Regions from separate parts of the Homo sapiens genome. Here region 2 is linked to region 1. A link is a loop called in an ENCODE intact Hi-C map of the cell type or tissue named here. Cell type or tissue: pancreas. All regions are shown on one strand. Each heading gives the region's core, and the rest is flanking DNA. Links, peaks and the distances in the headings are about the cores only. Region 1 has its middle 25 kb from the start of PNPT1. Region 2 overlaps LOC105374690 (a long non-coding RNA gene).

Region 1 (16,361 bases), core at 4,896-12,895:
CCCAAGGTGCCGGAGTTGTTTCAGCCTAATGACCTCCTAATTAAATTTTTTAAATACTCTGAATGTTAAGAAAGTATACTTCACTCAAGACTTGAGCTCTAGCTGGGTGTGGTGGCTCATGCCTGTAATCCCAGCACTTTGGGAGGCCGAGGAGGGTGGATCGCCTGAGGTCAGGAGTTTTAGACCAGCCTAACCAACAAGGTGAAACCCTGTCTCTACTAAAAATACAAAAATTAGCCAGGCGTGGTGGCCGGCGCCTGTAATCCCAGCTACTGGGGAGGCTGAGACAGGAGAATTGCTTGAACCCGGGAGGCAGATGTTGCCGTGAGGCGAGATCACACCACTGCACTCCAGCCTGGGTGACAGCGCGAGACTCCGTCTCAAAAAAAAAAAAAAAAAAAGACTTGAGGTCTATACACACTGAAATTGTTATCCCTTTTGATGAAGAGGTAAATTTGGAAATGATGCTTAAAATTTTGGGGTTTGGTTTCAATAATGATTTATTGAATATGTTGAATGTAGGCAGTATGTTGTTTTCACATTTATCATTTAAAAATTAATTTTAACTTTAATTTTAAGTTCTGGGGTACATGTGCAGGATGTGCAGGTTTGTTACACAGGTGAACGTGTGCCATGGTGGCTTGCTGTGCCTATCAATCCATCACCTAGTTATTAAGCCCAGCATGCATTAGCTATTTTTCCTAATGCTCTCCCTTCCCCCACCCCACACCCTGACAGGCCCCAGTGTGTGTTGTTTGCCTCCTTTGTCCATGTGTTCTCATTGTTCAGCTCTCACTTATAAGTGAGAACATGCAGTGTTTGGTTTTCTGTTCCTGGTTAGTTTGCTGAAGATAATGGCTTCCAGCTCCATCCATGTCCCTGCAAAGGACATGATCTTGTTCCTTTTTGTAACTGCATTGTATTCCATGGTGTATATGTACCACATTTTCTTTATCTAGTCGATTATTGATGGGCATTTGGGTTGATTCCGTGTCTCAAGATCTAGAACCAGAAATACCATTTGACTCAGCAATACCATTGCTGGGTATATACCCAAAGGAATATAAATCATTCTATTACAAAGATACATGCACATGTATGTTCATTGCAGCACTCTTCACATTTATCATTTTATTTAATTGTAGAGCATGGCCATGCAGACTTGGCCTAATATAAATTCATGAGCAATGTGCAACTGGGAATTCAAGTGATATATAAGACATTGTTTTCTTTCTTTCTCTCTCTTTCTTCCTTTCTTTCTTTCTCTCTTTCTTTCTTTTTTTTTTTTTTCGCGGAGTTTTGTTCCTGTTGCCCAGGCTGGAGTGCAGTGGTGTGGTCTCGGCTCACTGCAACCGCTATCTCTCAGGTTCAAGCGATTCTCCTGCCTCAGCCTCCCAAGTAGCTGGGATTACAGATGCCCACCACCACACCTGGCTAAATTTTTTGCATTTTTGGTAGAGAAGGGGTTTCACCATGTTGATCAGGCTGGTCTAAAACTCCTGACATCAGGTGATCCACCCGCCTCGGCCTCCGAAGTGCTGGGATTATAGGTGTGAGCCGCCGCGCCTGGCGAGACTCTGTTTTCTCTTGAGAAATTTGCAAGGAGACATATGAGTATAATGAGTCTATATTTTGAGATATAAACTTATTCCTCTCTCCTAATATTTTATGCTATCCTACCATTGTCCCCAACCTAGGAAGTAACTAGGGTACTTTAAGTGCCCCTAGGAGAGATTGTTAAAAAGAAGAAAGAAAATAATAAATACTTTTTGAGTTTCAAAATACATACAGACCATATTTTGAAAGAAATGCTTTGTGAGAAAAGGGGCATAAAGTTCTGCATGCCATAAAAAGTAGATTAAGAAGAATATGGAATGATGTGAGGAGCATTTTTCCAGTATTTTGAAAAGACAGCCTAGAGAGAAGATAAATGCAGGTTGGAGAGGGGTGGTCATAGGGACTTAAAACTTGAGGATCTGTAATAGAGGAGACTTGAGCTGAATGAGTTTTCAGTCCCCCAAAGAGCCATATTCACTTGTGCCTCAGTGATTTTGCTTATGCTGCTTATACGTTTGTATGCGGCTCAGCTGATGTTTCTGTTGGGAGGCCTGCTTTAGCCTACCCGAGTCTACCGAGTTTCTGTAATAAGTAAAGGGTTAACTCAGTAGGCCTGGGTTCCTCAAATTCTGCACATTCCAAAGGTCTTCAGGAAGGGTCCTTGAATGGTTCCTGGGAGGTAACCTCTGAGCCCTTAAAATATCCTTTCTGATAAGACTGTCTTTGTGTACCTGAGACTTTGGTTTACGTGGCTAGTTTATGCTAACAATGTGATTTATGATAAATGCCTGTTTTTGTGTGACTGAGGCCCTGGGCCACACTGTATCAGTTTGACCTCTGGAAGGAGGCTGGAGATAGAGTAAGTAGAGTTGGTCATGCAGGTATCCCACACCTATGTGACTGACCCCAATAAAAACCTCTGAACAAAGGCTTTGTGGGGTTCCCTGGTTGGCAACACTTTGTGCTTGTTATCACGAATTGTTTAACTGGGGGAATTAAGTGCTGTCTGTGAGATTCCTCTGAGAGATGACAACTGGAAGCTTGTTCTTGGTTTCTCATGGAGTCTGCCCTATATACCTTTTTTTTTTTTTTTTTTTTGCTGACTTAAGTCTGCATTCTTTTGCTGTAGTAAACCATAATTGTGAGTGTAATAGCTTTTCTGAATCCTGTGAGTCCTTTCAGTGAATCATCAAACCTGAAGGTGATCTTGACACTTTTTGATAATTTTTTTCTGTAACAATTATCACACTGTTCATTCATTCATTCATTCATTCATCCATCCATCCATTTAACCAATGAACTATTGAAGCCTGCCATGTCCCAGGGATTGTGTTAAGCCTAGAGGTATAGGAGTAAACATAATAGGCACAATTCTTACCATCAGCGAGTTTATAGTCTGGTGGTGAAGGAGAGAAGTAAACAGATAAATACAATTCAGCGTAGTAGCAGCTATGATGGGCATAGTGCAGGGTGCCATAGGGAGCAGAGAGATAAGAGGCCAACACAAACTAGTGAGGAGGGTGTCAGGTCAAGCTTCCTAGAGTAGGTGAAGAGCTGCTTGCTAAGTAGGCAAGTGATAAAGGGGTAGAAAAGAGTGATTAAAGCAGAGGCAACACATATATAAAAACCAGGAAGTGAGAAAAGTGAAGTGATTTTATTTTATCTGGAAAGGAATTTTTGTGGTTGTTGTTTTGAGACGGAATCTTGCTCTGTCACCCAGGCTGGAGTGCAGTGGCGCGATCTCACTGCCACCTCAGCCTCCTGGGTTTGAGTGATTCTTGTGCCTCAGCCTCCAGAGTAGCTGGGATTACAGGCACCTGCCACCACGCCTGGCTAATTTTTGTATTTTTAGTAGAGATGGGGTTTCACCATGTTGGCCAGGCTGGTCTCAAACTCCTGACCTCAGGTAATCCACCTGCCTCATCTTCCCAAAGTGCTGGGATTACAGGCATGAGCCACGGCGCATGGCCTGGAAAGGAATGTTTGAGGGAAAAAGTGGCAAGAGATGAGGCTGGAGAAATATGTAGTGGCCAGAGTCAAGTAAGCCATGGTATGCTTCTCTTAAACGGATGTGAAGAAGTCTAGATTTGGGAGAAAAAAGGTGAGTTCAGGTTTGGTCATGTTGATGTTGTTTAATGGTTTCTTCTTCCCTTCATCTGTAAGTTCCATAAGGTCAGGCAATACTATTTATTAAATATAACTTATTCTGTTGTAAGCCAATAGTATCATTCCTAAGATGCTTATCACTACGAAAAGTATATTATCAAAACCATTGTTTCCGGAGATTAAGGAAATTAGGAGTTGGAGAATTTTTAGAGGGGCAGTATCAAAGTTATTTTTGCTGCAGGGATTTCAATAATAAAGGAATTTTGAATATAAATATCTTTAGTTATTAGATGCTAAAAATAATAAATTATATTAAAACTGACAAAATAAACTTCTTCACTTTCATTACATTCCACTCCCTCCACTTATTCTTTTCTTTAATCTTTGGCCTTGACCTGGCAATTTTACTTGCAGCATACCTCGTAAACATCAAAGGTAAACGTAAGAGCAAACGCATTGCCCAGGTGAATAAATACCTTAGAGTAGCCACTCATTCCAGCAAAGTGGCTTTGTGTCCTATGCTTTTATACATGTAGTCAGCATCAGTTCTGTATCACGATCAAATTATTAAAGTACTGATCACATTATGGCCTAGGGAAATTATGAAAATTAGCACTATTGGAGAAATGGTTGCTATCCATTCCCCCATGATATGAAATGGCATCTTTGTAATACACTCAATTCCTATATATATTTTGTTTGTTTGTTTGTTTTGTTTTGTTTTGTTTTTTGACAGTCTTGTTCTGTCACTCAGGCTGGAGTGCAACGGCATGATCTCAGCTCACTGCAACTTCTGCCTCCCAGGTTGAAGCGATTCTCCTGCCTCAGCCTCCTGAGTAGCTGGGACTACAGGTGTGTGCCACCACACCTGGCTAATTTTTTTGTATTTTTAGTAGAGACAGGGTTTCACCATGTCAGTCACTTTGGTCTCGAACTCCTGGCCTCAAATGATCTGCCTGCCTCGACCTCCCACAGTGCTGGGATTTCAGGTGTGAACCACCGTGCCTGGCCCAGGAAGCTATATTTAAAATAAAACAAAACAAAAAAACTCTTCAGGAGATTCTGATATTTAGCCAGCTTTGTGTATGATGACTATAGATGATGTAAAGATATGTACTATAAGTCAGAATTCCTCTCTAGAAAATCAGTCCTGAAAGTGAGATGGCATGAACACAGCATTTCAGTTTAACCAACATTTATTGAATGTATGAGACACTGGGCTAGGAGATGGAGCTATAAAGATTAGTAAGTCATGGACTTTGCCCTTAACTCTGTTAATGAAAGAAACAAACACACAGCCAGGTAGCTTCAAAAGAAACCATGGTGGTCCGGCATGGTGGCTCATGCCTATAATCCCAGCACTTTGGGAGGCGGAGGTGGGCAGATTACTTGAGGTCAGGAGTTTGAGACCAGCCTGGCCAACATGGTGAAACCCCATCTCTATTAAAAATACAAAAATTAGCTGGGCGTGGGGGTGGGTGCCTATAATCCCAGCTACTTGGAGGCTGAGGCAGGAGACTCGCTTGAGCCCAGGAGGCAGAGGTTGTAGTGAGCCAAGATCACGCCATTGCACTCTAGCCTGGGCGACAGGGCTAGACTGTCTCAAAACAAACAAACAAACAAACATGGCAAGGTGCTATGATAGAAGCCCTGTGCACAGACTTCTGCTTGCTGAAGAATTCCAGGAAAGCTTCCTGAGAAAGATGAATTTTGAACTCAACCAGAATGACATCACCAGGTACAGAAGTGGAGCTGAGGATGCCAGAGGCCACTCCTGGCCCGACTCATTGTATCCTGTGTGACTAGCACTCCTGGGGTAATGCAATGGGGGCAGTTCTGGAAGAGGGGTCTTGAAGGGAAGATCAGCCCAGGCAGAACAGAGGTGGAGAACTGTAAAACAGCAGAGTGTGTTTAGGGAACTGGAATCAGTTTGCTCTTACTGTACTGTAAACTGTAGATGGAAAGTGGTAAGATGCAAAACTAGAGGATGGGTGATTCTGTGCTGTGGATCCGGGACTGCACTCTGTAGGCAGTGGAGAACTATAGGTGGGTTTAAGTAGGAGAGAGATGTAAAGGTCTGAATTTCCAAGATGTCTCCTGTGGTAGTGTGGAGGGTGAACTTGAGGGGGTAAGATCAGAAGACAAGAAAGAGACTAGTTGCTGTAGTTCCATGAGTGATGAGGATGACAAGAACTAGGGCATTGCAAGAGGGCAGAATGGGTGTGAATGTTAGAGATGTTCAGGGCATCCAGAATTTGGTTTATGATTACAGTAAAGGCTGAGGGGAAGGGGGGACTCCAGGATGACTCCCAGGTTTCTGAGAGATTTAGAGTGTGAGAGAAGATGATGTCATTTTTTTTTTTTTTTAGACAGTTTTGCTCTTGTTGCCCAGGCTGGAGTGCAGTGGCATGATTTCGGCTCACTGCCAGCTCCGCCTCCCGGGTTCAAGCGGTTCTCCTGCCTCAGCCTCCCAAGTAGCTGGGATTACAGGCACCCGCCACCACGCCTGGCTAATTTTTGTATTTTTAGTAGAGACAGGATTTCATCATGTTGGCCAGGCTGGTCTCAAACTTCTGACCTCAGGTGATCCACCTGCCTTGGCCTCCCAAAGTGCTGGGATTACAGGCGTGAGCCACCGCACCCGGCCATGATGTCAGTTTTTGGTCATGCCAAGTCTGAGGTACTTGTTAACCACCTTGTTCTGTAATACAAGGTTGAAAGTAATAAATGACACAGAGGAAACAGAAATAGAACTCAGAGGAATAAAATAAAAAAAGACTCAGAAGAGGATAAATAATTTCTGGTTTGCAGAATTAGGAAAGATAGAATCATAGAGAAGGATTGGTCTAGGCCTTGAAGGATTGGTAAGATTTGGATATGGGGATATGATGGGAGGGAATTGTCCAAGTGAAGGCACAGTCACCCTCAGGATATTGTTTGGGAACAACTGAGACTTCCTGTTTGTGTGACTATAGAGTAAGCTAAAGCCAGATGAGGAGGATGTGGCTACCACGGTAAGTCGGAGCCAAGTCCTGAAAGGCACTGGGGTTGTGTCTCTAATGAGCACTGGGCTTCGCATTGGGCTTCGCATTAGGCAATACTTTGAATGGGACTATGCTTTAGGAAAAATAATCTCAGGTATTATATAAGATACATTAGAAGTAGAAAAATTAAAGGCAGAGAGGAGTCAGGACACTACACCAGGATGCCAGAAACAGGAATGGAGAGGAGGGACCAGTGACTAAGAAGAGCGGGAAATTATTGCCTTTGAGAGTGTGGCTCAGGTCAAAGGTTAAAGATGGTTGGATTACAAGGGATTGAGAAGATGGTACTGCCTCTATAGAAATAAAGGCGTCTAATAGAAAAACAGGTTTATACTGAACCCCTAGATCTGGCTCTGAACATTTAGGTACGTGCTGTACTAATTTGAATCCAGAGAGATCCATGTAGTGGGTCAAGACACTTTACAAAGTGCAAAAGTTAGCTTTACGAAATGTCAAGTAAATGGAAACAAGGCCAGTTCTTTCTTTTTCTTTCTTTCTTTTCTTTTCTTTTTTTTTTTTTTTTGAGATGGAGTTTTGCTCTTGTTGCCCAGGCTGGTGTGCAATGGCACGATCTTGGTTCACTGCACCCTCCGCCTTCCAAGTTCAAGTGATTCTCCTGCTTCAGTCTCCTGAGTAGCTGCGATTACAGGTGCCCGCCACCACACTGGCTACCTTTTTGTATTTTAGTAGAGACAGAGTTTCGCTATGTTGGCCAGGCTGGTCTCGAACTCCTGACCTCAGGTGATCCACCCTCTTTGGCCTCCCAAAGTGCTGGAATTACAGGCATGAGCCACCGTGCCCAGCCACAAGACCAGTGATTTCTACAAAAGTCTTATGTGTTTTCAAACGAGACCAGCATAATATTTACAACTTGAGGTAATCTCAAGAGTTCACTAGAATTCTATATTAATAAATTAATAGATTGTTAAAGTGCTTTGGATTCTATAATGTAAGTAAAGATACTTTCTGCCATCATAAATAATTGATTGAGGCAAGCAAGAATCATCAATGGATGCTTAAACTAGTGGGTGAAAATTCGAAGAGTAACAGATATTTACACGATCTAAAATTTAGCTTTCTTCCATTTTTCTTCATATTTGTTTTTAATGCACAAACCATTCGCCAGCTTCAAAGAGTTAAAAGAAAATAATGGAAATCTCATTTATTGTTCAGCATACTGGCAGCCTTTGGACACTAGGAGAATTCATTTCCCACTAGAGGGCGCTCAGGTGTTGCTTAATTCACCTCTTCAGGTTTTTGCGACCTCCTTTGTAACTCAAACTGTAAAATGGAATTTTAAGTTTTATATTTGTGGGTGAACTTAACTAACATTTTAGGATTAATGTAGCAACAACATTTTAAAGCTTTGGGGTTCATATTAAAAATAATTACCCAAATGACAGCAATCAAAACTCCCTCCAAAAATAAAAAATAAAAAATAAACTTCCACCATCCCCCAAATCAATTGTTTTTGTTTTCCAGCAAACATTTCTGGTCCTGGTTCATCGCAGGTTTGAGAGGCACGGTTTCTTCTCCATTATTTACCTACTCTAGAACCACTTTATAGAAGGTGGAGGTGGGGTGGGTTGGCCAGGGTGAGATAAACTCTCAGTTTCAGAATGTGGTGCAAGGCGCTGACACTCTTGTGAGTCCTGCCTTACATTAGACTATGCGAATGGTTCTCAAAGTGGCAGCCCCCCCACCAAGCAACGTCAGCATCACCTGGGAACTTGTTAGAATGCAAATTCTTGGGCCCCACCCCAGACCTATTGAATTAGAACTTCTGAGGGTGGACCTATTGGTCTGTATTTGAACAATTTCTCTGAGTGATTCTGATGAATGCTACCGTTTGAGACCCACTAAGCTAGATACTTGGTTTTTACAGGGCAAACTGCTTTTGGGCAATCAGAGCTCAGGTTTTATCGGTTGGTGCCCTCTCTAAGAATCAGGAACAGACTCCCTCCAGGCTAGGTCTCAGACCCTTAGGCAAATGGCAGTCAGGGTCAAGGTGGTTTTCTACCTGCTTCAAGTTTCTAAAGAGAACTTGTCTTTCACCAGTCTCAGCAGGGGCACCAGTCCATAGACCATTCACATATAGACGGCACCATGAGAGTCAGTTAAGAATTTATGGCCAGGTGCAGTGGTTCACGCCTGTAATCCTTGCACTTTGGGAGGCCGAGGTGGGTGGATCACCTGAGATCTGGAGTTTGAGACCAACCTTGCCAACATGGTGAAACCCCATCTCTACTAAAAATATAAAAGATTAGCCAGGCATGATGGCAAGTGCTTGTAATCCCAGCTACTTGGGAGGCTGAGGCAGGAGAATCGCTTGAACCTATTGGGGTAGGGGGTGGAGGTTGCAGTGAGCCGAGATTGTGCCATTGCACCCTAGCCTGGGATTTTCTTTTAATCCCAGCTCTCCCGCCTAATAGGACTGACTGTGAGCAAGTTACTTAACCTCTCTTTAAATTTCACTTTCTTTCTCATTTGTAAAATATGGGTGATAATAATCATCTAACAGAGTTAGTGTGAGAGAAAGGAATACAATCAGAAGGTAAATTGTGGAAATAAGGCACCATTATCTGTATATTACTGTTCCAGGAAATGCTGTAGTTATAGGGTAGTTCTAGCCACATGATAGGGCTAGATACACATTAGTTCCCTTTCTTGCAAAGCTTTGTACCTTTTGAGTATTCAGGACCCTTTTAAATTGTCAGAGTGGGCTGGGACTGGTGGCTTATGCCTGTAATCCCAGGACATTGGGAGGTCAAGATGGGAGCATTGCTTGGGCCCCGGTTTTCAAGGCTGCAGTGAGCTATGATTGTTGCCACTGTGCTCCAGCCTAAGCAATAAATAAATAAATAAATAAATAAATAAATAAAATGAAATAATAAAAATAAAATAAAAAAATAAAAAATAAAAAATAATCACAGTGAATTATGTTCTTGTACTGTTTACTTCCAGCTTCACACTCCAGCTCCTGGATATCTGGAGTGGTTGGGAGAGGGTTCTATTTTCCCTCCTTTTCTCACACAGGGGTCTTTTGAGCCAGATTTTTTATTCTTTTCCCCTCCAGATCACAAAGCTTATACTTTTATTGCAGAAAATCTGCAATATTCAATAAAGCATAAACAAGGAAATGAACATCACCAGTCCTTCTCCAGAAGAAAGCATCATTAATGTTTTGGAGTATTTCCTGCTAGACTTTCCCCCCTCTGCTTATATAAAATTGCTATCATAACTCACGTTCAATTTTCCTTGCTGCCTCAGGGCTTCTTTAGATGCGATTCTCTTGGCCGGGCACGGCTTTCTCTGGCTTTGGTTGCTCCTTCTTTCCCTACCCTTTCCTCCCATCCCAGCCCACCCGGATGCTTCAGATAAGGTGAGGTCTCCCTGCTAGACGCTTTCAAAGCGTGCTGTGCTCACTCTGGACAGCGTTCCTCATGGTCTGTAATTATACATTTACCTATGTGATGGTGTGAGTTGTCTCTGTCCGTGGCTGAACTGCAAGCTCTGGGAGAGTAGGAGCTGTGTCTGATTTACTCACAACCGGATGCCAAGTGCCAGCACAATGCTGGACACATAGAGTGCCCGCAACAAATCATTTTTGAATGAGTGAATAAGTAAATGAAGAATTTTGTAAGCATTTTTTCCGCACTGGACATGATTTTATTTTATTATTTATTTATTTTGGGCGTGATTTTAACTGGTGGATGTCCGGGGATAGATGAGGTGTTCTCTCAGGATTTCAGATAACTCCATGGATGTCTGAAGCAGCCTGTTATGGCGGAAGGATTCCTGTTCTGGAACTAAAGAAAACCGCGTCCCGCTTTTTGCTTTACCAGTTCCTCTGATCTCGAGCAAGTGACTGAGCGTCATTTTCCTTAGTTACTCTGCTTCTCTCCCAAAGAATCTCACACATTAAATAAAAAAGTGCATGACAAAGCCCTTCTCAACTGCAAAGGTCCATAAAAATATGTAGAGAAGGTTGTTCAAAAGATATTTTGCTTTATAGATAAATGGAGCCACTTGCTAATTAAATTTGCACTGAGGCACTAACTTTGAAACTTAAAATTGATTGTTTCCAAGACAATCTCCCGTTTCAAAGCTTAATAATTAGAAATAATTGTGAGTCTAAATGTCTTTACTAGCCAAAATACATTAACTACTACTTTATTTCTTAAGGGCAGACATTGTAGAGTTTGTTTCCATTTTGTAAAGATTGCAATAAATAATTATGATATGTTGTGACAATAGAAACTTAGATTTATGTTTCTTTCAAATTTCATTGTGCTGAGGTAGTCAAGATATTTTTTGACAGACTAGCCAATGAATGTAAATTACATAGATTATTTTAAGAACAAACCTTAGTTTTAAATTTTTTCTTTTTTTAATAAAGTAAGCTTTTTACTGATGTATAGTGTACATACAAAAGAGTGCTTAAATCATCAGCATTTTGAGGGATGTTCACAAATGAAATAGGCCTAATGTAATCAACAGTAAGATAAAAAAATAGAACATGCCCAGTATTTAGAAGCCCCTCCCCCTATGCCTTTCCAGATATCACCCCAGGAAGAAAACCTTTATTCTGACTTCTGTCGTCAGAGACTCGTTTTTCTGGTTTTAAGCCTTTACAAATGAAGCCATACACTGTGTTGTAACCGTTTATGCTTGGCTTCTTTTACTCAAAGTTATTCATCCATTTTGTTGCCTGTAACAGTAGTGTGTTATTCTTTTTTCTTCTTTTTTACACTGCAGGAATATGTTTATTTTTGAGATCTATTGCGCATCATGATGAATATAGTTAATAATAGAACATTGTACATTTCAAAATTGCTAACAGTGTACATTGCAAATGATCTCACCCCAAGAAATGTTAAATATGTGGGGTGATGTATATGTTAGCTGGGTTGACTCAATTATTTCACAATGCATTCAAAGACCATAATAGCACTTGGTATCACATTACATATATAGAATTATAAATGGTCAACTTTAAAATTTTTCTTATTTATATTTATTTATTTATTAATAAAGACCGGATCTTGCTATGTTACCCAGGCTTGTCTTGAACTCCTGGGATCAAGTGATCCTCCAGTCTTGGCCTCCCAAAATGTTGGGATTACAAGCCTGGGCCACTGAACCCACCCAAACCCTAGTTTTTGAATATACTCTATACCTTATTCAACAAGAAAGGAATATGGTAAAATTTGGAATTTCCAAAATGGAGCTAATATCTTTGTGATATGATTAATATTCATATTTAAAGGTTGGATGAAAGAAAGTTTTCCACCAAGGTCTTGGATGCCAAGAATTAGAATAAGTAACCCCTATAACTAAGTTTTTTTGATTGATTCTGTAGTTTTCCATTGTATCTTAAATAATTTCCTTTCTGTTTTAGGTTATATGATGGTGCTTGAAATGTATATACATTGAGGACATAAAACATCTTGGAGAACAGATAAGAATTGAAAGTATGGTAGAAAGAAAGACCAGTCTCTTACTATCTGTGAAAATTTGTGAGTTCATGGATAAAATGAGGCAGTGTTTGCTGATTTTATCTTTTAATAACTCCAACACACTCTACTGAAAAAGAAACATTTTTCTTTTCTTTCTTTGTAACACCAATTAGTAAACACATAGCATTTTAGAAGAGGAAAATACTTTAAAAGTTCATTGTCCTTGTTTCATAGATAATATCTAACATTTACAAAGAAATTTACAATTGCTTCCAGATAACATGATTTCATAGAATCCTGAGAACTCTATTATTACCCTCAATTTAAAATGAGGAAGTGGAGACTCAGAGGACTTAAATGACTTACCTAAGGTCACAGAGATAAACATAATAATGATGGATAATATTAATTGAGCACTTACTCGATGCCAAGCCTTCCTCATGCATGATCACATTTAATCCGCAGAATATTCTTATTACCTCTTACATAATATGTGACAAGCTAGCATTATAAATCTGTGCTAAGAAACTGGCATAACTGACTTTTTTTCCTGGATGCTCTTCTATAGACACAACCTAAATATTAAATAAAATCAATATGATTTTATGTATTTAGGATAGTATCACATTGTGTATGTATGATGTTGATTGGTTAAGTAAATAGTATTATAGTATTCTCATTTTACAGATGAGATATTATGGACATGGAGAATTAAAGACTCCCATAGTAGTACTGTGCTAGCTGACACTGATGAGCAGAGGCAAGAATCCAGTTCTTTTCACCACACTAGCTTCCTTTTCTCTGAGATGTGTCTCAGAATGTGGAGTGGGCAATTGGTGACTTGGATCCAAAGCTAAGGACAAAGAGGCACCAAGAATCTCACATTCTGAGTATTGCAGGCCAAGTACCTCCTCCAGGTTTAGTAAGAGTCAGGCAAACTGACTGGGCATTCCCCTAATCATCGTCTGAGACTCAACCACTTCTTATGCCCAATCCATCTACACTTTTGACTAGACAGGGAAGACAGGCATGTGATGAGAGTGTCAAGTCTTTGGTGAAAAGTACAGTGGCTCCTGCTTTGAAGCCAAAGACTGGGTGCCCTGAGGACCATCTACAGAGAGTGGGATTAAATGAGAAGAATGACATCTTATTTCTTAGCTCACACCAGCTGATCTGACCTCAGTGCCTGTGAGAGTAAGGGAATGGAGAATTGAGATAATGAAGCAGAGAGAAGTGAGGCAGTGGAGCAGGCTGCACCCATCTGGTGCTATGACAGTGCTGTATGGGTATTCCAGGGGTCAAGAAGCCACCATGGAAGTAGCCGGACTTGATTTGACCTGCCAGTACTCTACTCAAAAGGAGTTGGGGGGAATGCCAGGGGAAGCAACTGAGGGTGTAGTAGAGGAGCTGGGTGGAGGGTGCTCCCACAGCAGGAAACTCTGCCCTGGGGAGACTCCTGCAAGTCCCCAATGTAGCCCATGGAAGAGCCAGTGTTGGGACACCCACCACACAGAGACTAATCGACATCACCAGCCAAGAGAAGACCACAGCTGCAGCACTGAATGAGACACTGTTCCTTTCTATCTCTGCATCTACTACAAGCCACCACCCCCAAAGCCCACAACTCAAGAGGGAATGAAGGTGGAGACTGTACTCCTTTTCCATTTCAGGTCCTGGCCACAAATGCCTGAGCTATCTACAGGAAGGGAGGATTGGACTTCTTCATTTCAAAGCTGTGAGAGAGCTGCGCAGAATGTTGTTAAGCGGTGAGAAAGGGAGGTTCAGTGGAGCATGGTTAAGGTAGTAATTGGGGGAAAAAAGGATACTTTATACTTGCACTCTACTGAATTCAGGTTGTGTAGAATAGACATTACATATGCCTCTCTCTCTGTATATAAATATAATAACCAATATTTATGTATAGCTTTGCATCCTTTTCAAATATGCAGAAAGTCTTATGGGATGATATTATCAGGAACCAAGTAGCATTTTAAAAATTATTGCATATCCAAGTGATGAAATTAAGGAAACATGGGCCAAAAAAAAAAGGTAACCTCCTCTTTTCTTCTGAGTTTTCCTTTTGCCCCAGCAGATGTGTTGGCATCTGACCTGCCGGGATGCTAAGACATCCTGACTGATAGACCATTAGATTCAATCAAACAGTCAGTATTCAATTAGTACCTTCCATGGCAAATACCATAGGAATGAAAGAGTATATAAAAAATGGTCCTGGCCAGGTACAGTGGCGCACACCTGTAATCCTAACACTTAGGGAGGCTGAGGCAGCTGGATCACTTGAGTCTAGGAATTCGAGACCAGCCTGCACAACAGGGTAAAACCCTGTCTGTACAAAATATACAAAAAATTAGCTGGGCTTGGTGGTATATACCTGTAGTCTTGGCTACTCAGGAGGCTGAGGTGGGAGGATTGCTTGAACCCAAGAGGTCGAGGCTGCAGTGAGCCATGATCATCCACTGCACTCCAGCCTGGATGATGGAGTATGATCCTATCTCTCTCTCTCTCTCTCACACACACACACACACACACACACACACACACACACACACAGTTCCCTGCTTTCAAGGTGGTGACACTCTAGATAAACGTACACTCATTAAAGATAGGGCAGCATATGACAAGTGCCACATGAATCAAAGTGACAGCAAAGGTAATGTATGGCTTTAGATTACCTAGAGACCCTCTTGCACTGGTTGCCTGACTGGAAAAGGTGAGGCTCTAATGGTGCCATGAAGGATGGGTGAGAATAAGAGTGCAAGGCTAAAGGGCTGCTACATGAGCAAATGAGCAGAGACCAGCGTAGCTGGGAAGTCACATTTGGGGACACTGAGTCCCCCTCAAAGAAATTCTGTAACAGCATCCTTTGCAAGTCCTGGAAAACCCAACTAAAACTGGCTTGTATTAGGGCATTTATTAGTTCATATAACTAAAGAGAACTAGAGGTAGAGTGTGCAGGAGTGTGTTAATTTGGGTTGTAGCTCTGTTTCTATGTGAGCCTCACTGCCCTCTCTACCTTCAGCCTGTTATTCTTGGTTGTTAGATGGCTCCCTGGGTGTATTGGTTATCTATTGCTGCATAACAAAAAACCCTCAAATTTAGCAGATTAAGCAGTAAACTTTTTTTTTTTGAGACAGAGTTTCACTCTGTCAACCAGGCTGGAGAGCAATGGTGACATCTTAGCTCACTGCAACCTCTGCTTTGTGGTTTCAAGTGATTCTCATGTCTCAGCCTCTCGAGTAGCTGGGATTACAGGCACGCACCACCACGTCCAGCTAATTTTTGTATTTTTAGTAGAGATGGGGTTTTACCATGTTGGCCAGACTGGTCTTGAACTCCTGACCTCAGGTAATCCACCCACCTCGGGCTCCCAGAGTGCTAGGATTACAGGCGTGAGCCACTGTGCCCGGCCAAGCAGTAAACTTTTATTTATTTATTTATTTATTTATTTATTTATTTATTTATTTATTTTTGAGACAGAGTCTCAGTCTGTCGCCCAGGTTGGAGTGCAGTGGCACCATCTCGGCTCACTACAACCTCCATCTCCTGGGTTCAAGCCATTCTCCTGCTTCAGCCTCCTGAGTAGCTAAGATCACAGGCGCCCACCACCACACCCAGCTAATTTTTGTATTTTAGTACAGACAGGGTTTCACCATGTTGATCAGGCTGGTCTCGAACTCCTGACCTCAAATGATCCTCCTGCCTTGGCCTCCCAAGGTGCTGGGATTACAGGCATGAGCCACCGCACCCGGCCAGTAAACTTTTTTTGTTGTTGTTACAGTGTCTCACTCTCTCACCCAGGCTGGAGTGCAGTGGTGTGAACAGGTTCACTGCAGCCTCTAACTCCTGGGCTCAAGTGATCATCCTGCCTCGGCCTCCCAAAGTGCTGGGATTAAGGGTGTGAGCCACCATGCCTGGCCACAGTAAGCATTATCAGGCCTGGCACGGTGGCTCACACCTGTAATTGCAGCACTTTGGGAGGCTGAGGTGGGTGGATCACTTGAGGTCAGGAGTTCAAGACCAGCCTGGGCAACACGGCAAAACCTCATCTCTACAAAAAAATGCAAAAATTAGCCAGGTGTGGTGCCACGTGCCTGAGGTCCCAGTTACTCAGGAGGCAAAGGTGGGAGGATCACCTGAGCCCAGGAGGTTGAGGTTGCAGTGAGCAGAGATTCTGCCA
Region 2 (16,361 bases), core at 4,676-12,675, 410 kb after region 1:
GGAGACTCAGTTTCTCAACTGAGTTGGTGTGATAATTGCTACTTACAAGGCTGTGAGGAGAATTAATAAGAAGGAAGGTTAAAGATCTAGGTCGAGACCTGGCAAGTTGTAAGTACTGAACACTTGTTGGTTCCCTTATCAAAGGAAAAGTATAGTAATGTTTCTGAGCTTCCAGAGTTAGAGTCTGTTGTATGTCTCTGCTGACTGAAAAATCTTAACATTTCCATCGATAGATCAATGCCATGCTGGAATGTCCATTTTATGTGTGACAGACAAGTATGTTAAATGTTCTCTTGTGCCTTGCCCCAGCTCTTGGCCAAGTTGCCGCTGAATAAACTTACAGATCACTGGACCTTGGGTCATGAACTTTCTTTTAGCTTTTCTTTTTTTCCTTGGCTCACTGCAACCTCTGCCTCCTGGGTTCAAGCGATTCTCATGCCTCACCCTACCGAGTAGCTGGGATTACCAGCGCATGCCACCATGCCCAGCTAGTTTTTGCATTTTTTAGTAGAGATGGGGTTTCACCATGTTGGCCAGGCTGGTCTCGAACTCCTGACCTTAGGTGATCCACCCACCTCAGCCTCCCAAAGTGTTGGGATTACAGGCGTCAGCCACCGTGCCCAATCTTCTCTAAGCTTTTTCCTCACACATTTTCTGTGATTCCTGAGAGTAAGATGAAAGTACGTCAGTCAGAGACATGGTATGAACACAGCTCCCCAGGGATTGGTGCTGGAACAATGCCCTACCCACCACCCAGTGGTGCTTCTACCTAAGGATTTATCAGGACTCTTCCTGCAAGGAGTTGGTAGTTATCTCCTGAACCACAAAGCAGAGATGTCTAAATATTATTGTTAGTTCACAGTTGCCTTAGTCAGTTAAGGCTGTTAAGTAACCAGAGACTGGTGGCTTATAAGCAACAAAAATTTATTTCTCACAGTTCTGGAGGCTGGGAATCCAGGATCAGGGTGCCAACATGATCAGGTTGTAGTGAGGACCCTCTTCCAGGTTGCAGACAGCCATCTTCTCACTGTGTCCTCACAAGGCACAGGGGTTTCAGGGAGTTCTCTGGAGTCTCTAAACTCATTCATGAGAGCCTCATCCTCATGACATAAGTACTTTCCAAAGGCCCTGTTGTGGGTGAGCAGTGACTATCTTAAGCTGGTATCATGAGGGCGGTAAGAAGAATTTACCAAGCCGTTGTAGACAAAGGCAAATTTATTAGAGAAAGTATGAAAATACATTGCAAGGAAGCAACGGGCAAGTTAGCAAGAGAGGAGCTAACTGCAAAGAGACAAAGGCTTGCTGGGGATTTTATAGAATGGTGCTTGTGCTATGTGCTAAAGAGGGCTTTGTGAAGTCCTGATAATGTCAAGATTGCGGTGAGCTAACTTGCATTTGTCTATCAGTGAAGGCTCTGGTGATAGCTGGGCGCAGGAAGATTGTGTTATTTGCGCAGGAGGGCTATGTGTTCTGGACCATGAAGAAAGGCAGACTCACAGCTTACCTGCTTTTTCTTTTCACTTTCTCCTGCTCCCACCAGCCTGACTTCCTTTCCCTAATTAGGACTCCACCCCTCTGCTGAACTACCATATAACTAATTAATTCTTTAATATAGCTACATAATATCCATAGTATGGATATGCCAAAATTTATCCAACCATTTCCTACCAATAGGTGTTCAGATTAGTTCCATTATTTATTTTTTTGGTTTGCTTTGTTTTACTATTACAAATAATATAGCAACAAACATTTTTGTACATATATCCTTAGCTACTGGTGACTTTATTCCCAGATATAAGATGGCTAGATCAAAGGATATGTACATTTAAAATTTTGACATTACTGAATTTCTTTATTAAAAAGTCTTAATTCACATTGTTCAAGTAATGATTAATAGTGCTTTTTTCTCCATATGCCTGTCAGCACTGAGTATTGTCACTCTGTAAGTGTTTACATTTTACATAGTTCTTTTTTTTTTTTTTTTTTTTTTTTTTTTTTTGAGATAGCGTCTCGCTCTGTCGCCCAGGCTGGAGTGCAGTGGTGCAATCTGAGCTCACTGCAAGCTCCGCCTCCCAGGTTCACACCATTCTCCTGCCTCAGCCTCCCGAGTAGCTGGGACTACAGGCGCCCACCACCATGCCCGGCTAAATTTTTGTATTTTTAGTAGAGACGAGGTTTCACTGTGTTAGCCAGGATGGTCTTGATCTCCTGACCTCGTGATCTGCCCACCTCGGCCTCCCAAAGTGCTGGGATTATAGGCATGAAGCACCACGCCCAGCCCTTTAAATAATTCTTTATAATGGATATGTTTATGATGGGCACAATCAGTTTTCCACTGTTACTTTCATTGGCATTTCCTTCACTGCTAGTAAGGCTGAGCATACCTTCACTGCAATGGCAATTTTGAGTTCTTTTTTTGTGAATTGTCAATTCACAGCCTTTGCTCATTCTTGTATTGGGTTGTCTTTTTAAAGGTAGTTTTGTTAGGACCACTTCTGTATTGTAGATACTTTTTTTTTCTGTAGAGGTTCATTTGATTCAAAAACTTATGTAAACATTAAAAAGGATAGTTGAGAACAAACACAGTATATAGTGAACTATTTGGACTTTATACTGCTTATTAAATCTCTAATATAAGTACATGATAAATGTTATGGACTAAATGTCTTTGTCCCCCGAAAATTCATATGTGGAAACTTAACTTTCAGAAGCCCCAGGGGTTCCAGGGATGTTACCCGAGGGGCCAGCAAATGAGACAGGGCTGAGTTCCCATGTCTGTGTCTGCCCCTCTACTCTTCATAACCTCCAGCTCTCAGCTGTCAATAGAACCACTCACTTTTATCCATTTTATGTATTGGAATTTTACATACAATTTATTTGAGGAAAGTCCTGGTGCTTAAAATCAAATTTGAACACCATTGTTTTAAGGAATGTTGCCTTAGCAGGGATAATTCTGATATGAATATTCCACACATTATATTTTGAGGGAGTTCAATAGCCACGTGTAAGAAACATGATAAGAATAATTCCTGATTCCTACTTTCTTGTTACTAATGCTGGAAATTTCTCAGACCTACTAATCTGGGCAGAGGCATTTTAATCTGTGTAGTGGACTGTTATTATAACCATAGTTATGTTTGTCCAGCATGTCCCTTAATCTTCCTTCTCCTAGTCATACAACCCCTGTTTCAGCAGGGAGCCCATCCCATGTGTTTTAGGGTAGATATATGACCCAAGGCTAACTAATTAGAATACACAGTCCACCTGGGTATAGCAAATGTTTCAGAGAGGATACATGATTAAGTTAGGCCAACCGGAGCCTGCCCTGAGATTTTTATTGGAATTATTGGGAAAATGGATCTGCTTGTTTCACTAGAACCACAAGCTGTAAGGATTAGGTAAACCTAGAGCTGCTGGTGGTTCTCTTTGCCATCACATAGGAAGAGTGTACCTTAAAATGAAGCCGAGACCAGAAAGGCAGAGCTGAGAAATTGAGGGATTTCTGAAGACACCGTTAAGCCCCTGGATCCAGCTATTCCTGGAGTTGGTTTGCCTCTTCAACTTCTCATTTATGCAAATTCCTTTTGCATTTGAGTTGAGTTTCTATCTCTTATAGCTCAGAGCCACAGCCTGCTCTCTGCATGATTCTTGCTGGTGGATGTCCTGAGCCAGGTTGTTGGGGAAAGAGAAAAGAATGAGCCCCTTCATGGGGAAGCAAACAATATTGAGAGGGGCTGCAGAATTGTGTAGAAAGTTGGAAGATATTGAACCCCCAATGAGGGACAGGCAGGGTAGAACATGAAAGAGAGGGGAGGTGAGATCAAAATTGCTGTGTTGCCCATGGTTCCCCTGAGATGTGAATACCTGTACTTTGAATTCCTCACTCCTGGGGATCTAAACCCTTGGGGGCATTTTGCCTCCATTTCCATGCATATCACTGAAGGCCTTTCTAATAGCGTGTTATCAGAAGACCTTGCACGAGTCAGTGTTCTGGACTGTGAGCAACAACTCAGGCAGGGAGTGGAGAAGGGCAGGACCATGAGATGGACTGGAGGAGCAGGAGGGTAAGCTGACAAGAGGGTGCTCTGTCAATGTTACCTGAGGCAGGACTGATTGTAGGAGAGCAATGGAGCTTAGAGGAAACTGCAGATGCAAGCACTGTGATGATATTCTTGGATCCATCAGAGACAATTTCCAGGGGAAGCAAAAGATCCAAGGAAGCAATGTCACAAAAAGGCAGATGTCTCTGCATTGTGATCCATGCCAGGGTCTCAGACCTTGCTGGTTGATTACATCATCCCTGTGATAAAGCAGTCAAGCAAATGTGTAGTCACCAGAATTCAGCATTTAAATGTTATTGCTATTTTTAAGGCTTACAGGTTGACATAGATTCAGTTCTGACTTGTGCACCCTGCGTTTATTAAAACAATTAAGTCTGTCTTACCTCCCCAACTCTGTCCTTCTATCCTTCTGTGTTTGTTTTATTTTTTCAAGAGGGCAATATTACGCACCCAGTTCACACACATCAGCCAGAAATTTTCATTCACCTACTGCCATTTTGCAGTCTCAAGTGAAAGCAATGGTAATCAAGTTATGGGCTGGAAATGTGATTCCTCTGTGGGTAACCAGGATGTTCCTGAGTAGCTGCTTCAGAGAGGGGCCAGGATGGGGCATACATCATCTGAACAGTGGGCCAGGTCTGGCAGCTGGTTCTTCACTGAAGCTATCACTTATTGCCATGGTTCCCAGTGGCAGCGTCAATAAGATCTCAGGGAAGGATAAACGGGAATGTAATAAATGGTGCAGCTGAAATAAATGCAAATGGAAAATCTGCAGGATCATCTGCCCAGGAGCAGCAGGTGAAAGCAAAGATAGAAACTCGATGCTTTCAATTAATAGACTGGCTAGCTGTAGGCGGGTAATTCCATTGTTAGAAACTGCCTGTTGTCACAATCCTGATACAGTAATGACTTCTTTTATTCCCTATAAAGCTGAAGATGTCAGAAACTAAAAATTTCCATAGCATAAATCATGCCTTTTTCAGCTTGTGACAGCCACTGTCTCAAACTCAATTAGTCATTGTGCACAAGGAAAGCCGAGATCATCACAGATTCACACATGCTTAATGGATAAAGCATGACTGGGGAGAGATTTCCTCTGTTTAATTTCTGCTGTTCGTGTTCATTGGTAGATCACATGGCTATTAAAATAAATAGGGCAGTGGAAGTTTCTTTTGGGCAGGGTTAAGCAGATGTTCTTTATTTAAAAAGATTGAATGCATTTTATCCTAGAGAGAAAATTTGGGAGGCAGAGGAAATGAAAGAGGCATCAGAGGGTATAAAGAGTGTTTATTTAGAAAGCTTGTCTCATTGCTTGAATGCAGACCCTTCCCATTGGGATACCTATCTCTGAACCTCAGAATGTGAGCACCAGAACAAAGCCAGACCTCTGGAGGACCAAAGGGCTGACTCAGATGCTTCTGGGGAAAATGCTGAGCAAGAGACGAGGATTGTTTTTACTGATACTAGAAAACTGGAATTGCCTGGACTTCTTTCGCAATTTCTTACACAGTGATGTCTCCGCTACCTGTGTCTCTTGGAGTACCAATCATCATCATTTAAAAAAATACCAAATGATGGGTTTTTTTTTGTGTGTGTGTGTGTGTGGTTTCTTAATGCTGTAGCACTGGTTGGGTCTAGACTAGAGTTGTGAATACAACTGAAGTCTGGGAAGCAGTTTTAAAAAGTACTTCTTCTTCTTCTTTTTTTTTTTAAATAGCTCAAACTATTTATCTAAATCTTTCTAATTGCTTTGCTTGTCTGTGTTAGCATTGTCTGCTTTTTGTCTTTTTTTTTTTTTTTTTTTTGAGATGGAATCTCATTCAGTTACCTGGGCCGGAGGGCAGTGGTGCAATTTCAGCTCCCTGCAACCTCCATCTCTCGGGTTCAAGCAATTTTCGTGCGTCAGCCTCCCAAGTAGCTGGGATCACAGGTGTGCACCACCACGCCCAGCTAATTTTTGAATTTTTAGTAGAGACAGAGTTTCACCATGTTGTTTAGGCTGGTCTCAAATTTCTGACCTCAGATGATCTGCCCACCTTGGCCTCCCAAAGTGCTGGGATTACAGGCGTGAGCTACCATGCCTGGCTTTTTTTTTTTTTTCTTTTAAGACAGAGTTTCGTTCTTGTTGCCCAGGCTGGAGTGCAGTGGCGTGATCTCGGCTCACTGCAACCTCTGCCTCTTGGGTTCAAGCGATTATCCTGGCTCAGCCTCCTGAGTAGCTGGGATTACAGGTGCCTGCCACCACGCCCGGCTACCTTTTTGTATTTTCAGTAGATACGGGGTTTCATCATTTTGGCCAGGCTGGTTTCGAACTGCTGACCTCAGGTGATCCACCCACCTCAGCCTCCCAAAATGCAGGGATTGCAGGTGTGAGCCACCATGCCCGGCCTTGTTTTTAAATTTTAAATTTTAAAATTAAATTTAAAACATTTTAAATTAAATATTTAAAATTTAAAATTTGAAACCATGGGGCCTATTTTTAAACACAGTCAAGGGCAATGTTGTATAGAAAGAGGTTCTTAGGATCACAGCAGTCTTCCTCATGGGTTTATGAAAATGTTTTGAGGAGTCCAAATATCTAGGAGGTGGTTAAGGGCAGGGATTACTCCTATTTTAATCTGCAAAAACTGAGGCTCATGGGGCTGAACAGTTAGTACCAAGTTCTAGATCTCCTAAATCTCAGGCCTGACTCCTTATAGGAGAGGCCAATGTTGCCCAGATAAATAACTGGGGAGTGGATTAGGTGTGGGGTCAAGGCTAAGGCTGAATACCTTCCTATCATTAGCACTGAAAGTCCTATGGCCTGGGAAACCCCTCAATCATAGGCAAACTGGGACAGTGGGTCACCCTACTGCAAGATCGCAGTTGGCCTATCTCAGATGTCACGTACATCTCTAGATCCTTTCTCTTCTGTAATCTTAAGTGTGTTTGGAAGCTGGCTCTTAACCATGTGTTACCAATTAAACTCCTAAAAGTTCAGATTTGAGATTTCTGTGTGATTCTGGGTTATATTTTTCTGACAGGTCTAACAATCCTCTTGGGTGCTTTATCTCCTGAAAAAAATAACAAACATGTCTGGGCCGCTGAAGTCACCCTGATTCCTCTCTATGGGCCCAACAGGCTCATTTGATTCACAAACTTGTGTAGATGAATCTGAGAGATGAATATCTGTTGTTCTCTCTGGCTTGGAGCATATGAGATGCCATATGACAATCTTTTCTTCTAAAGAATGGGGATAATAATTATCAACCTCATAGAGTTGTTTTAAGTATTAAGGTAATATAAGAAAGGTGCTTAGAATAGGGACAAGCACATAGTAAATATTCAATAAGTATTAGGAAAAAGAAAAACTTAAATAGTACTATAGAAATATAGGCTATTGACTGAATTGTCATTGTCATTGTATTCGGCAAATTCTCATGATAGAGGATTTTCAGTCTGTGGAGAAAACATATTAGAGGTTAAGATTAAAGTCTTTCAGAGTAAGTGAGGACTTCCCCAGGGAAACCCAACCTGGGAGTCAGATGGCATAGGTCCCCCACAATTAAAACATGCATTCTTATATATTCTTACGTGCTTGGGAAGCCACTAAGCTGTGCCTGTAAACTAGCCAAACTTCAGAGCTCTAGCTTTGTGTGGTGGCCTGTGGGTGAGGATTCTACCACCAGAGGGAGTTGAAGACCCAATTCAAACTGGATTAAGCAACTAGGAAATTAAATTGCTCATGTACCTGGAAGTCTAGAAGATCATGCAACTGATCTTCAGGGTTAATAGTGGCTTTAGAGTATAATGCCAAACTCATTGAAGTTCTCTACCATTCAAGATGTCAGCTGTGAGAAATGAGGGGATCAGAACCAAGTGTTAATCCTTTCTCCCAGCAGAGATCAGAGAGCTAGGAAAGGTGGGGATAGGGGCTGCGGAGGCCCGTCTCTTATCTGGAGAAGCCAGGGTACCCAAACTCAGAAGCGTATGGAATCTAGCGTCAGTGGGGAAGGAAGGTCACCATAGTAAGCAGGGCTTGAGGTAGATTTCAAGAGTGGGGGTATAAAGGTCATGGAACTCAACATGTGAGGAGATGAGAGCAGTCATGGACAGGTTAATTAGATTTGAGATGGGGACTACTGTTTGGGCTGGGTGCTGCATGTTTGTTCATTCCCTCAGTGCACTGTAGATGGAGGGTGTGCCGGTAATATTTAAAGAACAAGGGTGGATTCACCTGAGAAACAGTTCAGGGCAGGGCTTTCCTTCCAGTAGGGGAATAAGAATGCATTCACGTAGAGATTGGAGGGTGATTCTTTCTTGCTCCAAGGATCTCAGGTGGGTACTTCTTTCCCAGGAATGCTGCACCTGGGCTAAGGGCAGCAAGCCCAATCCTGGACCCTGTATAAGTAGGACTGGAGTTCCTAACTCACTGCCAGGCTTGAAGCAGGGGCTAGTTCTTCATGAGAGACTGGCAAGATATTTGCTCACCTTCTTACTTTTCTCAGAAGGTAAATTAAAATTTGTTAGGGCTCATAATTCCCAATGCTAGGGTCCTTTCCCATCTCAGTTACTGGTTTCTTTGCTTACCAGTGTACCAGAATTAATTTACCTGTAACACGGGGCATGTTCTACTCATCGTGGCAAAGGAAGCCAGCAGAGACAGAACACGTGGGCTGAAACTATGGTTATAAGTCACTGAGTTGTATTCTGTCCAAAATACTTAAAAGTAGATGGCCAAACTTCATTAAGTATAGAATGTTTGAAAATAGCCTTTCCAAGAAGGGAAAAATTTTCTTGAATGTAAGGATTATCAAGGAATTGGATGCTACAGAGGAGGAATTGTCAGAAAGGAGGCATCGAGACAGGTTTTGTCATATAAGCCAGAAATTGATCCTGGGAGTTTTTTCCAGAAAATGGTTTTCTAAATGTTTTTAAAAATAGCAATGTAAATGAATCAACTTGATCATCCATAATCTCAAACATTTGTCATTTTGAGGGGTAGCACTCAGGCTAACACATGGTAGTCTGACATGTTTGTATAAAAACATTCTAATTACTTTCTTATACCTTATTTTAGAACCTAATTTAAATTTAAATTTTCTAAACTTTATATTAGGCATGCATCAAAAATATGCATCAATTTTTCTAAAATTTAAACTAGAAAAATGTTTAAATTTAATTTAGATTTTTCTAAATTTTAATTTAAATTTTAAATTAGAGGTTTAAATTTTAAAAAAATAGATGCATATGTTAGGTGCCCAGTGTAAATTTTTGCTTATTTATCTGTTTTTGATGAACAAATACTCCCACATTCTCTTCAGTCTGCATTGATTTTCTGGGCTGGTTGCACTGAATTTGTAGTCAGAAAGTAATTGAAAGTTGTAATGGGGTGCCATCTACTGGGGAAATAGAACATAGATTAAAAAACAGAATTGATAGGCGTTCCCACTGCAAAAAAGAATGTGATGAAGATGATGTAAAAGAAAACATGAAAAAAGATGGGAAGTTTACATTTTGCATAAGACTAGAAAAATTTTATTTGAACTCAAATATGCTTCTTTGATATACTACTTTGTTTTAACACTAGCACAGACACTAGATATCAAAAGAAACCCTCTGTTTATACTTAAAATCCGAAAACTTTCAAATGGCTGAGATCTTTGAGACCAACCAGTTCAACACCCTCATGTTACAGATGAGAAACGGGCTCAGAGAGGAGAAGGGATTCATCAACTCTCTCCAGTTAGGTAATGCGGACATTTATATCCTCTCCTCACCAAGATGGTCCTCACTTAGATGAAGTAGCCATTTGGCAAAACATAATGATATAAAGGTCACCAAGAAGTTATCCAGGGCCAAACAGAACACCTCTCTGGCTGACTTGACAGATTGTTAGAAAGCCTCATAATTAGCGTTGCTCCTTTGCATGGGAAGTGATGTTTATTCATTTGTACTGTAAGTTCCCACAGACGCCTTCAGGACAATAGGATTTTCTCTGATTATTTGCTGTTTACCTGCTTATTTAGAAAGTAACCAGCAGAACTGCTGCTTTAGATCTAATTCTTTTTTTTTTTTTTGAGATGGAGTCTCCCACTGTTGCCCAGGCTGGAGTGCAGTGGCGCGATCTCGGCTCACTGCAACCTCCGCCTCCCAGATTCAAGCGATTCTCCAGCCTCAGCCTCCCAAGTAGCTGGGACTATAGGTGCATGTCACCACACCTAGCTAATTTTTTGTATTTTTTAGTAGAGACGGGGTTTCACCTTGTTAGCCAGGGTGATCTCGATCTCCTGACCTCGTGATCCGCCTGCCTCGGCCTCCAAAAGTGCTGGGATTACAGGCGTGAGCCACCAGGCCTGGCTTAGATCTAATTCTAACCAAGAGAGGGTGATGAGTGGGAAGAACATTATGAGAATTGATCATGGCTTCCCAAGGCAGTAATATCAGGGAAGAAAGATGGGACTGGTGAGGCATAGACCTGGGTTCTAGCATTCAGAGCAAAGTGGGCACTTAGAGGGAAGAGTGTGCGTGAAGGATGGGGAGCTCTCAAAACCACAGTGCTCTGACTCCACAACTGCAAATACACCCAATAAGGAGTGATACGGTTTGGATCTGTGTCCCTGCCAAACCTCAGGTTGAAATGTAATCCCAGTGTTGGAGGTGGGACCTGGTGGGAGGAGTTTGAATCATGGGGGTGTATCCCTCATGAATTGCTTAGTGCCATCCCCTTGGTGATGAGTGAGTTCGTATGAGATCCAGTTGTTTAAAAGTGTGAGCCTGGGTGACAGAGGGATACTGTCTCAATAAATAAATAATAAAATAAATAAAAAGTGTGTGGCACCTTCCACTCTCTCTCTCTTGCCCCTGCTCTCACCATGTGATATGTCGGCTCCTCCTTTGCCTTCTACCATAAGTGTAAGGTCCCTGAGGCCTCCTCAGAAGCCAAGCATCTGCCATGCTTCCTGTACAGTCTGCAGAATTGTGAGCCAATGAAACCTCTTTTCTTTATAAATTACCCAGTCTCCTGTGTTCCTTTATAGCAAAGCAAGAACGGCCTAACACAAGCAGTAATTAAATGGGTGCTTAGGGAAGCCAGGGCGGCTACACATGTTTTTCTCTGTTGAACTCTGATTTCCAGCGAATACTTAGAAAAGAAACAGGAAGGAGTGCTTGGCCAGTGATAAGAGGAAGGCTTATGAGAACAGTATTATATAGCCTCTCATTTCCATGAGCTTGTAAGAAATGCTCGGGGCAACAAAACTCAGAAAATTATTTTTAGAGTAATCCCCACAAGAGGGGGTAGGGAACGGGCCTGCTTCTTTGGAGAGATTCTTGCATGCTGACCAATAATATAAATGCGCTCCTTTACTTCTGTTCATCTTCATTTTTTGCAACAAAGAATGATTTTCGAATTGAAAGCATAGAACAAATGTTAATAAAAGGGAATGGAAGTTCAGACTGAAAAAAAGCCATGTCAGCTAGTAACAGCTACACATTAGAATGCTTCCTACATTCAATATTTTACATATATTATCTCATTTAATCTATACAGTAACTATGGTTTTAGGCACTATCTTATTTAGGTATTAGGAACCTCAGAGAGAGAGAGATGAAAGTATTTGTTTACGTTCCCTGTAATAAGGGGAAAGGAAGGCGGCACACAATTTATCCTCAGGCCATCTGATCTGGAGCTTGAGAGCAGAGCTGCTCAATTACTGGGCCTCCAGAGTTCCTTTGGGAGGTCAGTCCTCCTGGTGCAGATACAGAACACCCCAGCCTATGAGAGAACTTGCACTGTGAGCCATGGCAAGGGGCTGCAAATCCAGGAATGGGAAAATGTGTTTCTCTTTTGAAACTTTTCCTAAAAGAGAGAGCGAGAGCGAGACAGAATAAGGCATATTCTGCACATTGCAAGTTAGTGAGCTTGGTGTAGATGCTGGGTGAAATCCTAAGATAATAGGGTAATAGCCCTAAGTCTTAAAAGGTTATTGTATAATAAACACCTGGGAAAGGAAGCAACCAATCCAAGCACCCAGTGAGGGTTCGTAACTGTGCCATCATTTACTCATTCAGAAAATCCTGACGGCCTACTATGTGCCTGCTGCTGTGGTGGGCACCCTGGCATAATAAACAGGGCCTCCCCTCAACATAATCTCAACTAGTGGAGGGAAGACACGATCACTAATGATTGCAATGCTATGGAAACATCAGATAGGTATGGGTTCGTTAGTAGAGATAATGTGCCTCAGGGAGGCACACAAACTAGACTAAAGAGAAAGGAAGCAGAGAAGGTATCCCAAGGGCTGGGCTCCTTTTCCTTTCATTAAAAACATTTTTTTAAAGTCACTTTGTAAAAATTTTAGGCTGAACTATATGAACCATATGAAATTGCCATTTTTTAGGCCACAAATAAGCAAATATTGGCAATTTTATATGATCCAATCTAATCCAAAGTTTTCAAAGTCCAACAACACAACAGCACTACAAATAGGTTTTAATATGAAATGGGCAGGAGGTCCCTGCTTCGCATCTTCCCACCTCAGACTCCTTTTCCCCAAAGGCTGCCATTCTCAAGTCTTATAGATAGCTGTTTTTAGCTATTTCCTTCGCTACATATTGCCAAATAATATATGTTACTGTCATTTCTGGATTTTCCATTTTAACTATCTATTGAATTTCTGCTCTGAGGATGAGGATTTAACACTTATGCCACCCCTATCGTACATGCCTGCATTCTCTGCCCTATCTTACATTACTATATTATAATTTCTAGTGAGATCACGCTTCATATTTGCATCATTAATGTCAGGAGGGAACTCATGATATTTTCTTCCATGAGGTGGGATTTCTGCTAAACATTTCTGTGATCTCTCTGCGCCTTTACTCATTAATTCATTTGCTTCTCTTTAGGGAAGGAAGAGTGGCTTAATCTGGTTAGTGAATTTGGATCACCCCTTTTTCCTTCTGCTCTCTGGAAGCTATTTAATAGCAAGGGGAGAGTGTTCCTTGCTGCTCCATCTAGGCAGGGAAAGTCCAGCCTTGTCTTGGCTTGGGCAGGGAGTTTGGGGAGCAGTGGGAATCTGCCTAATTCTGAGATTCAAGGCTCATTTGGTTCTCATACCTAAACTACATTAGCCAAATAGGCCTTTTTCTTTTTAATAGACAACAGAAATTTATTTCTCACAGGTCTAGAGGTTGGGAAGTCCAAGATCAAGGCACTGGCAGATTTGGAGTTCTGGTGAGGGTCCACTTCCTAACAGACAGCCATCTTCTCACTCTAATCTCACATAGTGGAAGCTAGTGAAGCCTTTATCACTAGAGGGAAATAAGGGTGAGGTTTTGTCCTTCATCTAAATTTTCTGATTTATTTGCCAATTTGTTTAAAACTTGGGTGAGAAATAAGAAAATGATTTACCAGTTTCCTTGGAAGGACCCGACAATTATAATTACATACTTTTAAATTTACTCTCCTTTTCCTATAGTGTTCTTTGTTTTTTCCTAGAGCTATGAACTGTTTCTGTTTATTTGAATAGCCCATCTGTAAACTCCTGAAGGCTGAAAACACCCCTCTATAAGTTCAAGTAATCTCTTGCACTCCCCAACGCCAATGCCCCCGCCCGCCACCTTTGAGATGAACCTTTTGGAATCCTCCTACCTTGCTTGCAATCATTTCTGACCCTTCTCTGGCCCTGAAGCCTGGCTGTTACCCAGAGGCTCCCCTCACCGTCATCCTGGGAATTTGGTTCACTTCTGTGTTTTATCCCTGGCTTCTTGGATTACATGACTTCCTGTTTCTTGTCTATATTCTACCCTCACACTTGACTAATGATTTTGCTAAGTATAGAATTCTGTGTTCAACAGAATTTCCCTCAGAACCTTGAAGGAACTGTTTTCCAGAAGCCCAGTGAGTGTTATGAAATTTCACAATGATGGGCATTTTGCAGGACATCTGGTAGGTCCTTTCTATTTTAGAAACACATTCTTCTTTCTAAGTTCTGAGAAATTTTTTGCATAATTTCTTTTATAATAGTTTCCCTGCATGTTCTCTGATCTCATTTTCCACACCACCCCCTCCTTCCCTGGAACCCTTGCTGTCCTGATGTTTGACCATCAATCCTCCAATTTTCTTGATTTTTTGCTGTCTTATTTCCCACCTTTTTGTCATTTTGTTTTACTTTCTATGAGATTTCTTTTTCTTTTATTATTATAAGTTTTAGGGTACATGTGCACAACGTGCAGGTTTGTTACATATGTATACATGTGCCATGTTGGTGTGCTGCACCCATTAATTCGTCATTTAACATTAGGTATATCTCCTAATGCTATCCCTCCCCCACCCCCCTACAACAGGCCCTGGTGTGTGATGTTCCCCTTCCTGTGTCCATGTGTTCTCATTGTTCAATTCCCACCTATGAGTGAGAACATGTGGTGTTTGGTTTTTTGTCCTTGCGATAGTTTGCTGAGAATGATGGTTTCCAGCTTCATCCATGTCCCTACAAAGGACATGAACTCATCATTTTTTATGGCTGCATAGTATTCCATGGTGTATATGTGCCACATTTTCTTAATCCAGTCTATCATTGTTGGACATTTGGCTTGGTTCCAAGTCTTTGCTATTGTGAATAGTGCTGCAATAAACATACGTGTGCGTGTATCTTTATAGCAGCATGATTTATAATCTTTCGGGTATATGCCCAGTAATGGGATGGCTGGGTCAAATGGTATTTCTAGTTCTAGATCCCTGAGGAATGGCCACACTGACTTCCACAATGGTTGAACTAGTTTACAGTCCCACCAACAATGTAAAAGTGTTCTTATTTCTCCACATCCTCTCCAGCACCTGTTGTTTCCTGACTTTTTAATGATCACCATTCTAACTGGTGTGAGATGGTATTTCATTGCGATTTTGATTTGCATTTCTCTGATGGCCAGTGATGATAAGCATTTTTTCATGTGTCTTTTGGCTGCATAAATGTCTTCTTTTGAGAAGTGTCTGTTCATATCCTTCACCCACTTTTTGATGGGGTTGTTTGTTTTTTTCTTGTAAATTTGTTTGAGTTCTTTGTAGATTCTGGATATTAGCCCTTTGTCAGATGAGTAGATTGCAGAAATTTTCTCCCATTCTGTAGGTTGCGTGTTCACTCTGATGGTAGTTTCTTTTGCTGTGCAGAAGCTCTTTAGCTTAATTAGATCCCATTTGTCAATTTTGGCTTTTGTTGCCATTGCTTTTGGTGTTTTAGACATGAAGTCCTTGCCCATGCCTATGTCCTGAAATGGTATTGCCTAGGTTTTTTTCTAGGGTTTCTATGGTTTTAGGTTGGACATTTAATCCATCTTGAATTAATTTCTGTATAAGGTGTAAGGAAGGGAACCAGTTTCAGCTTTCTACATATGGCTAGCCAGTTTTCCCAGCACCATTTATTAAATAGGGAATCCTTTCCCCATTTCTTCTTTTTGTCAGGTTTGTCAAAGATCAGATAGTTGTAGATATGTGGCATTATTTCTGAGGGCTCTATTCTGTTCCATTGGTCTATATCTCTGTTTTGGTACCAGTACCATGCTGCTTTGGTTACTGTAGCTTTGTAGTATAGTTTGAAGTCAGGTAGCTTGATGCCTCCAGCTTTGTTCTTTTGGCTTAGGATTGACTTGGCAATGCAGGCTCTTTTTTGGTTCCATATGAACTTTAAGGTAGTTTTTTCCAATTCTGTGAAGAAAGTCATTGGCAGCTTGATGGGGATGGCATTGAATCTATAAATTACCTTGGGCAGTATGGCCATTTTCACAATATTGATTCTTCCTACCCATGAGCATGGAATGTTCTTTCATTTGTTGGTAGCCTCTTTTATTTCCTGGAGCAGTGGTTTGTAGTTCTCCTTGAAGAGGTCCTTTGCATCCCTTGTAAGTTGGATTCCTAGGTATTTTATTCTCTTTGAAGCAATTGTGAATGGGTGTTCACTCATGATTTGGATCTCTGTTTGTCTGTTATGGGTGTATAAGAATGCTCGTGATTTTTGCACATTGATTTTGTATCCTGAGGCTTTGCTGAAGTTGCTTATCAGCTTAAGGAGATTTTGGGCTGAGACGATGGGGTTTTCTAGATATACAGTCATGTCATCTGTAAACAGGGCAATTTGACTTCCTCTTTTCCTAATTGAATACCCTTTATTTCCTTCTCCTGCCTGATTGCCCTGGCCAGAAGTTCCAACACTATGTTGAATAGGAGTGGTGAGAGAGGGCATCCCTGTCTTGTGCCGGTTTTCAAAGGGAATGCTTCCAGTTTTTGCTCATTCAGTATGATATTGGCTGTGGGTTTGTCATAAA

Evidence for each region. Hi-C counts contacts between places; a loop is a spot of excess contacts. Peaks named below come from ENCODE experiments on the same cell type or tissue, not always from the same donor. Only the 100,000 strongest peaks of a DNase experiment are listed, where the experiment ranks them.
Region 2: a loop joins it to region 1, with 3 times the contacts of the local background. A loop is called at or near these places in 81 of 110 quality-filtered maps.

Annotation. Positions count from the first base shown.
Region 1 is chr2:55,710,445-55,726,805 of GRCh38, forward strand. No RefSeq gene overlaps it. Among named protein-coding and RNA genes, the nearest start is that of PNPT1, 25 kb to the left of the region's middle. RefSeq lists a silencer at 6,597-6,789 and an enhancer at 13,130-13,631. In pancreas, for the core only: a CTCF peak has its summit at 7,949 (motif pointing right); no DNase peak of the experiment used is centred there.
Region 2 is chr2:56,122,921-56,139,281 of GRCh38, forward strand. The region is part of intron 5 of LOC105374690 (a long non-coding RNA gene); the gene reads left to right. Among named protein-coding and RNA genes, the nearest start is that of LINC01813, 41 kb to the left of the region's middle. In pancreas, for the core only: CTCF peaks have their summits at 7,735 (motif pointing right) and 9,460 (motif pointing left); no DNase peak of the experiment used is centred there.